2 separate regions of the Homo sapiens genome follow, and region 2 is linked to region 1. A link is a contact called in ENCODE Hi-C or POLR2A ChIA-PET data. All regions are on one chromosome and are shown on one strand. Each heading gives the region's core, a stretch centred on a gene start or an enhancer-like site at or near the end of the contact. The rest is flanking DNA. Distances are from core to core; before and after follow the strand shown.

What was found. A loop is a pair of places that touch in the nucleus more often than their neighbours do. ChIA-PET counts read pairs that join two places held with the same protein, here RNA polymerase II (POLR2A). Pooled maps may share reads with other maps.
Region 2: a loop to region 1 is called in a map with no recorded cell type, with 2.3 times the contacts of the local background. The contact joins two enhancer-like sites. A Hi-C loop is called at or near these places in 2 of 168 maps with a recorded cell type or tissue (endothelial cell of umbilical vein and naive thymus-derived CD4-positive, alpha-beta T cell), 1 of 37 single-sample maps with no recorded cell type and 2 of 50 pooled maps. POLR2A ChIA-PET finds 5 or more read pairs at or near these places in 2 of 52 experiments (activated CD4-positive, alpha-beta T cell and activated T-cell).

What each region holds. Positions count from the first base shown.
Region 1 is chr2:23,349,498-23,354,088 of GRCh38, forward strand. No RefSeq gene overlaps it. Among named protein-coding and RNA genes, the nearest start is that of KLHL29, 33 kb to the right of the region's middle. Within about 2 kb of position 2,439, at least 15 of the 41 ENCODE cell types and tissues checked have a DNase peak (open chromatin) inside an H3K27ac peak, as active enhancers do.
Region 2 is chr2:23,448,265-23,452,251 of GRCh38, forward strand. The region is part of intron 1 of KLHL29 (kelch like family member 29); the gene reads left to right. The region is part of intron 1 of LOC124907741 (a long non-coding RNA gene); the gene reads right to left. Among named protein-coding and RNA genes, the nearest start is that of LINC02923, 63 kb to the left of the region's middle. Within about 2 kb of position 1,726, at least 2 of the 41 ENCODE cell types and tissues checked have a DNase peak (open chromatin) inside an H3K27ac peak, as active enhancers do.

The DNA of each region.
Region 1 (4,591 bases), core at 1,189-3,688:
TTTATGTATATTCATATTTTCTCAGTTTTAAAGAATAATGATAACGCACCAAAGAAAAAGCTTCGAAACCAGGCCCCTTGGCCCCCAGGCAGACTCTCTGCCCACCTCCCCCGCTTCCTTCTCCCCAGCTCCTCCCCTCCAGGCTAGGCACCCTGTTTGAGAATCTTCAGACTTCTGCAGGAGCATTTGCACCTGAAGTACCTGTCCCATTTTTTCCCCTCTGATCCCCATGTCCCCTTGGAGCTCAGATGAAGCCCCACCTGGCCTCTCCAGGTCCCGGGACTCCCCAGCATTGGGGTCTGGACAGCTGTGCAGGGCCCCGTCATCTTGCAGAGGTGATATCGCTCTCAGTTCATGCAGCACCGAAGAGGCAGTAAAGGAGATAAACAGAATTTCTGCTCAATGAGTTGATGATAATAATAAATAAGGCCTTTTCTCCAAAGACTTGAAATCTGCTGGCTCATTTCAATGCACAAAATTATTCGTTTAAAAAATTCTCCCCACAGACTTGAAATAGGTGGGGGATTAGTAATCATTAACCCCATTTTGCAGATGGAGAAACCAGGACCCAGCGGGAGCTGGAGCCCACAATGACTGGCAAAGCAGGTGTCCTGACTCCCTGGCCAGTGCCCTATTTGGAGAGGGTACAGTCACAGCCCCAAGCTGCCACTGTAGGCACAGGACCAGAAAGCCATTCCTAGATCCTCAGGAGTCGATACTGAATCCACCACCCAGCTCGCGAACTGCTTCCTTCCTCTGACTCAGAGTTCCCTAAGGCCCAGACTAGCATCTTCTCTTCCCTTTCTCTATCCTTCCAAGACTGAGCAAAGCAAACACAAGGCCCAGAATCCCCTTCTGCCTCCCGCCTCCCCACTGAATGTGCTCAGAACAGGGTTCCCTGAAGGCCCCCGGCACTTGGGGATGGATGATGCTTGGATCAGCTGAACCCCGGCAGGACAACGTCTCTGGTCCAGGCACTTTTATTTTCCAGAAGAATCCTGCCCACCCAGGGAGACTGAGAGGCAGCCATGTGGCTCAGAGCAGGGAGAGGACATCCTTCTCCTGCTCTGCCTTTGACTGTCAGAGCTTCCAGCCTCCGGGTAACCATGGTAATCGGCAGCATTAACCGCAGCAGTGACAGGAGCCTCAGCAGGCCCACTCTGACCTGCTCCACTGCAGATGGTGCACCGCCGGCTTCCCGCAGCTTCGGTGGGGAGCTGTGACCGGCTGCCAAGCCCCTGCTGCACTCACCTGCACACCTGCTGCCTGGGCCCAGAGGTTGCAAAGGGTGGTCTGTTGCCCAGACCCAAGAGTCAATGCTAGAGAGATAAAGGGGCCTTGAACCTCCTGCAACCCTTCACAGGGCCTGGTCAAAAGAGGTCCAGGATGCAGTCCAAAAGCATAGTTGCCACGTCAGCGGAAGCTGTGGGCCTGGGCTTTTTCTCTGGACCCGCCACTTTTCCAGTCTTAGTCCCGACACCAAAGGTGGCAGCCATCCTCCAGTCACCTCAGGAGGCCAGCCCGACCTGAGCCAGTGAGGGCCTCTCATGTCAGAAATTGGGGCCATCCACAGTCATCTTCTGCTCTCTTTACAGGGCCATGCTGAGGAAGCCACAGCAGAGCCATTCTTGACCAGTTGGATGCTGCCACCCACCCACCCCACGGGGCCCATCAGCTCCACTGGCCCATGTGTTTCCAGGTCTCTGACAACAGCTGCATGTCCTGCCAGCCTGATCGTTCTTATTCCTGAGTTCCCTTCCCTCCTTTTAAGCACTGAACGAATCCCAGAGCTGAGCCCCTGCCCAGAACCCAGGGGTCTGTCCTTTGCAGCTCTGAGGGCCAGAGGGGACTGCACACAGGGAAACAAATCCAAGACCTTCTACATTTCTCAGGTCCTTGAGTGCTTCTCTCTGCTCCCAGCCTCCCTGCCCTCCAGAGGCCAGCCCCGGGTTAAACAGGGGTTGCACAGGCCAGAGACCGCATCCCGGATTCCAGACCCACGCGGCTGGAACAGGCTCCGCAAATTCTGCCAAACTATGCGAAGCATTCTTAGGTCCAGCTTCTTCTGAGAAATCTCAAAATGGAGAGGACAAAGGCAAAGACAGTGAGTTTCCCAGGAAGCCCCAAAGCCCTGGCTTCCGCCCAAACTCGTTTGCGGCCCTGGGAGTCCGTGGTGGGGACGGAGAACGACGTGGCACTCCCTCTAGCGGCAAACGTCTCGCACAGAGCCCGGCATCTCTGCGGCCGGAGGCTCGCCTGCCGCATGCTCTCCTGCCAGGGCCACGCAGCCTGCCCTCCTCTCCCGGGGAGGGGAGATCTGCTCAGCAACTCCCCTGTGGCCATGGAAGAGGGGCTGTCGGGTGTCGGGGGAGGAGACCCCCCTCCGGCCTCAAAGCAATTCCCAGCCAGGCCTTCACAGCTGCATCCTGGCGCCTGGGAGGGAGGTCACCACGCTGCCTTCTGCCTTGATTAGGCCGGTAACAGTCAGGAAAGCCCTGGGGCTCACCCGAACCGAGCTGTCTACAGACAAATCACAGGCTCGGAGCTGCTTCACCAAGCCGAGCACAGTCTCCTGTTTCCAGCACTGACTTCCCAGGAAGCCTGGCCGGTTGCCCTGCGCGGTCCCCTCTGGACCTTCTTCAGCCTCTGACACCCCTGCTAGGATTCCATGGTTGGCTCCTGTGCCCTCCACCCCATTCTTTGGGGACACATGTTCTTACGCATCTCTGTACCCCAGCAACCCGCACAGTAATTGTCTATTGAATTCATATAAGAATGAAGAAATAAAACAGTATTTGCTGTTACAAAAGATGTTTCTCCACACAGAGAGTTCTTCACCAGAATCCCCGGGAGGCTCTGCCTGCACCCAGGGAGCTCCATGAGGTCTTCACCGTGCTCCTCCCTTTGTTCCACCCTGTCCTGCCCCAACTAAACTTAGTTGCTTGAGGATAAAGGCTAAGTCTAATCCGTCTCTGGTCCAGAGTCCTGAAGAATGCTGAGAAACATTTAAGGGAGGGAGGAAGAGAGGGAAGGGGAAAGAGAGGGAGGATGGACCCTAATCAAAGTGGGCATTTGACACAAAGCCAATCTCCTTGGTCTGTTTAGCCAGTCTATCTGTCTTCAGAGAGCAAGGGTGCTCTTAACTCCATTAATTAATTAATTTTAATTGTAACAGTTTCACTGAAATATAATTCACATATCATTAGAATTTACCCATTTAAAATACAAGTCGACTGGGCATGGTGGCTCACGCTTGTAATCCCAGCACTTTGGGAGGCCGAGGCGGGCAGATCACCCGAGGTCGGGAGTTCGAGAGCAGCCTGACCAGCATGGAGAAACCCCGTCTCTACTAAAAATACAAAATTAGCCTGGCGTGGTGGCACATGCCTGTAATCTCAGCTACTTGGGAGGCTGAGGCAGGAGAATCGCTTGAACCATGGAGTCGGAGGTTTTGGTGAACCGAGATTGCACCATTGCGCTCCAGACTGGGCAACAAAAGCAAAACTCTGTCTCAGAAAATAAAATAGAATAAAATACAAGTCGGTGGTTTTGAGTGTATTCAAAAAGTTGCACATCCATCAACACCATTTCAGAACATTTTCATTACCTCCAAACATCCACTAGCAGTCGCTTCCCATTCCCTCCAAACCCCTCAGCCCTAGGCAACCACTTATCTACTCTCTGTCTCTGGATTGGCCTATTCTGGACATTTCATAAAGTGGAATCTTACAATCTATGTTGTTTTGTGACTGGCTTCTTTCACTTAGCAGAATGTTTTCAAGGTTCTTCCATGGTGTCCATGTATCAGTACTCTATTTATTTTTATTGCCAAATATTATGTGATAAATACATGGGTTTTTTTGTTTTTTGTTTTGTTTTGAGATGGAGTCTCACTCTGTCTCCAGGGTAGAGTGCAGTGGTGCAATCTCGGCTCACTGCAACCTGTACATGTTATTTTTCCCCTCATTAGTTGATAGACATTTGGGTTGTTTCCACTTTTTGGAATTATGAATAATTTTATTTTTATGATATTAAAAAAATTGTTTGAAGCTTTCCCTGCTTCCAAAGAGGATCTGGGGTAGTCTATCATAAAAATGGTAAAGACATAATAAAATCTTACACTATTCATATGGACATTAATATTTAATATTGAGCTTCCTTGGCTCACTGCAACCTCTGCCTCCCGGGTTCAAGCGATTCTCCTGCCTTAGCCTCCCAACCAAGTAGCTGGGACTATAGGCACACGCCACCACACTCAGCTAATTTTTGTATTTTTAGTAGAGATGGAGTTTCACCATGTTGGCCAGGATAGTCTCGATCGCTTGGGGTATCATGGTGGATAAGACAAATACAGACTTGCCCTTTGGAACACAGGATCCAAGGAGGGAGCATGGCCCTAACCAAGCGGACAACTTGGTATTTCCAAAATGTGAAGTGCTGCAAGGAAAAGGAAGAGGGAGCTGCGATGAGGAACCTCAAAGAAGGCAGAGAACATGCTCACATGAGTGGTCAGGGAAGCCCCAGGAAGGAGGTAGCTTGGAAGTTGAGACCCTAAGAAGGAGCCAGCCATGTAGTCAGAGGGAGGATGATA
Region 2 (3,987 bases), core at 476-2,975, 98 kb after region 1:
TCTAAGAATAATAAGATTTGAAACACTTTCCTTATTCCAGGCACTGTTCTAAGTGCTCAGTATGGGTAATCTAATCAGATCCTTGTGACAACCCTTTGAGGCAGTTGATATCACCATCCCTTAAACCATGAGGAAACTGAGGTCCATGCAGGTTAAGTGAATCCATATCAGTTCAGATGCCCGAAAACACAAACCTCACCAGCTATTTAAGAAAAGATTAATAGAGGGGATTGGGAGTTTCCAGAATTAGAAGGGCCTAGAGGAGCAGGATGGAGGCTCAGCTTCCAGGAGTGATTCTCAACAGGACACTGCATGGCTGGACCCTCAAGATTGCTGCTTCCACAGTCAGGAAAGTTGAGAATCAGGACTCTATTGCAGGAACTGTCAACCCCAGGAACACCCACTCAACCACCTTCTGGGGACCAGGAGAGGTGACCATGACTGTTTGCTTCAGAGTTGGCATGCCTTTTGCTGCACCTGCAATCTGCTTTTCAGCACACCTGCAAAACTGGTGACTGGTCTCCTTGCCTGTGCTTGCCAGAGAACGGCAGAATCTACCACCGTATGGCCTCCACCTCATTTCCTTAGCTTCTCAAAGCATATGCAAACACGTCTGCTTGGTAGAATCTTAAACACATCTAGAACCTGGAGGTGCAAAGGAATAGGTCGTTGTCATTTTGCCAACTTTGGCATACAGCAAGGCACATGGGGAGGAAGGTCCAATGGATGTTGATTGAGCCAGTCTGCAGACCCACACATTAAATAACTTCCCAGAGCTTACACAGGAAGTGGTGGATCCAGGATTTGAAGCCAGGCTGTGTGTTCCCAGCATCTAAGCTCTGTGAAGTGTACTGCCTCACAGGAATCCCGTGAGCTCATGCTTGGGGCTGGCTGGACTCCATGACAAACATGTCTTCTCCATATTCTGTTTCTTCAGCAGGTTCACAGCTCTAGTCCATGTGTCTGTATGGTACAAGGAGGACTCTTGAGCTGGCTCTGAATCCTTTGAGGACTGATTTTGATGGTGTCTATCTAATGGCTATTGACTGGTTGTATCCATTACCCTTTGATCTAACAATGCTGCCTAACAAGTCACCCTAAAATTCACTGACTTAAAACAGTAGACATGTAATATTGTTCGCCTAGTCTATAGGTTGGCTGGTTCTTCTCAGCTGGGTTCACTCATGCATCAGTGGTCAGCTGCAGGTCACTTAGGTGGCTCTGCTTATCTTGGCTGGGACCTGTCACATGCTTGGGGTTAGCTGGCTGATCTCTCACTAAGTAGGCTGGTTTCTCATCCTCCAATAGTCCAGCCAGTGTGTTCTTATAGCAATTTCTGAGAAATGAAAGAGGAAGTTGAAATGTGCATGCATTTTCCTAAAGCCAGTCACACAGTCATGCTCAAGGTCATGGTGGAAAGGGTACCTCAAAGTTGCCCTCTCTGGATACAGAGAGGCCATTAGTTGGGGTCATCAACTAATTAGAGAACCTTAGGCACAATGTTTAACCTCTCCAATGGCCCATACAACTGAACTCCTTGGAAAGCATAGCTTGGATGAGAGGCGTGGAGAACCAAGCCCTCTGGAACCCTGCATGTTAAATCTAATATGGAATTCAGCACCCAGGGGCTATCTAGCGAGGCTCTGCCTAAATGAAATCATCTGTTCTTTTGGCTGGCTTTATTCTGTGCTCAAGCCAGGGCTCCCCAGCTGACTCAGGGACACAGCCATTAACTTGTGGGGCCTGTGCTTAACAGAGCTGCTTCTCAACAAAGACAGTCTTTTGACATCTCAAGCGGCAAGCTCGATCGCCAATTAAAAAGCTCATGTCCTCAATGTGACAAATACCGGGGAAAACAAGTCTGCAATTCAGAACACAAGTGGAGGAACATGAAGCAAGTTCATCATGACGGCAGCACCGGCCTTGTTGGAGCTTTCATCTCGCCTCTCGGTGAGACAGAGCACGACTCTCCCAAGATTTCCCAGGTCATGCCGCTTAGCTGGGCAAGACGTGCCGCCAGGCCGAGATGGTTCACCCTGCTTCATGGGATCATGTGAAGGGTCAGGGTTGTTTTTCTATAGCTTAGATTGCGGCCTGCACATCTTACATTTTCTTAATTCATATTTAATAACCTTATAGGGCTCTCCGGTGGCTGTGCTGTGAGACAGATCAGGAAGCCAAGGTCGTCCATGCAGCCAGGATCCTGGGGTTCCTTAGGGCCCTGATCCCTTCTCTGCAGAACATTAGGGGCTGCCCCCAAGACTTCAGCCCTAGAGATTCAATTGGCAGCTTCGATATTGAAAGACTAAAAAAAAATGGACATTCCTCCCGTTTTTCTTTTGGATCCGTTTCCCTTTGAAGTGAAGTTGCACTGTCTCCCCAGGTCCCCAGTGAAAGCAGAGTTGTGTATCCTCTGGTTTGTTTCTCAGGAGATGTGTTTTAACTAAGTTAATAATAATAATAACAACAGCTTTATTGATAAATAGTTCACATACCCTATAATTTACCCATTTAAGGTATACAATTCAGTGGTTTTTAATATAGTCACAGATATGTGCAACCATCCCTATGGCTTATATTAGAGCATTTTCATCATCTCAAAAAGAAACCCCATACACATTAGCAGTCAATCCCCATTTTTCCTTCCCCCAATCACTGGCAACCACTAATCTATTGTTTTTTTCTTTTTCACTCAAACAGATTTCTGACAGATCCACTTTCTATGTCTATAGCTTTCCCTGTTCTGGACAGTGGATATCAATGGAATTATACAATAATGCGGTCTTTTGTGACTTAATTCTTTCACTTAGCATAAACTAAGGAAATTTTTTTAAGTTTGTCTTTGAAGCCAGATGGCTGAGTTTGAATCCTGGCTCCACATCCTACTCCACTTACCTAAAAACTGGTTTGTTTTTAGGTAAGTGACTTAACCTCTCTGTGTCTGTCTCCTCATCTTAATACAGAGAGAATTCCAGTGATCACTCCCATAGAACTCCCTGGGTAAATCCATGTAAAGGCTGTATTTGAGCTGTGCCTGGAACACAGTAGGGACCCAGGGAATGTGAGTTCTCATCATCTTTCTTGTCCTGTGTTCCCTGAAGGCCTTTCTAGCTCTGTTTGGGGAGCCTTGCTTGTTTGTTTTCATTCCCACAGCAAACATCAGTGGCAGTGTGGACAGCTCTTCCCATATGAATTGCACCTGGGTCATGGGGACTGGGAAGCTGTGCATGCGCCTTGCAAGCTCTCACCCAAGTCTAGAGCCTCCTGCATCTCCCTCTTCCCAAGGCAGCCTCATGGCCCCACTTGAGGCTCTGAGGTTCTGCCTTTAAGGGAATAGAAAGTTTTTCTCCCCAGCTCCCAGTGAAAGCAGCTGTTTCCTTGTGAGTGTCCTCCAGGTGGGAGACGGAGGGATTTTGGACGGGCACATTAGTCCATTTTACTCCTCAGGGTTTAAGTTAACAGGAATAGTAGAAGGGATCAACGTTGACCCAGAAAACTGGCCCACAGGCCTGCTATTGGGTAATGTACTAGTCCATTCTTTAGTTGCTATAAAGAAGTACCTGAAGCTGGGTAGTTTATAAAGAAAGGAGTTCATTTGGCTCATGGTTCTGTAGGGTGTCTAGGAAGCATGGCACTGGCATCCTCTCCTGGAGAGGCCTCAGGATGCTTCTAATCAGGGCAGAAGGCGAAGAGGGAGCAGGCTGTCACATGACGAGAGGGGGAGCAAGAGAAGGGGGAGGTGCCACTCTTATTTTTATTTTTTCTTGAAATAGGTCTTGCATTTTCACCCAGTCTAGAGTGCAGTGGTGCGATCACATCTCATTCAAGCCCCAATCTCCTGCCCTCAGTTGATCCTCCCACCTCAGCCTCTTGAATAGCTGGGACCACAAGCATGTCCCACCGTGCCCAGAAAAAAAAATTTTTTTCTTTTTTTTTTTTTAGAGATGGGGTCTCACTGTGTTGTCCAGGCTGGTCTCCAGTTCCTGA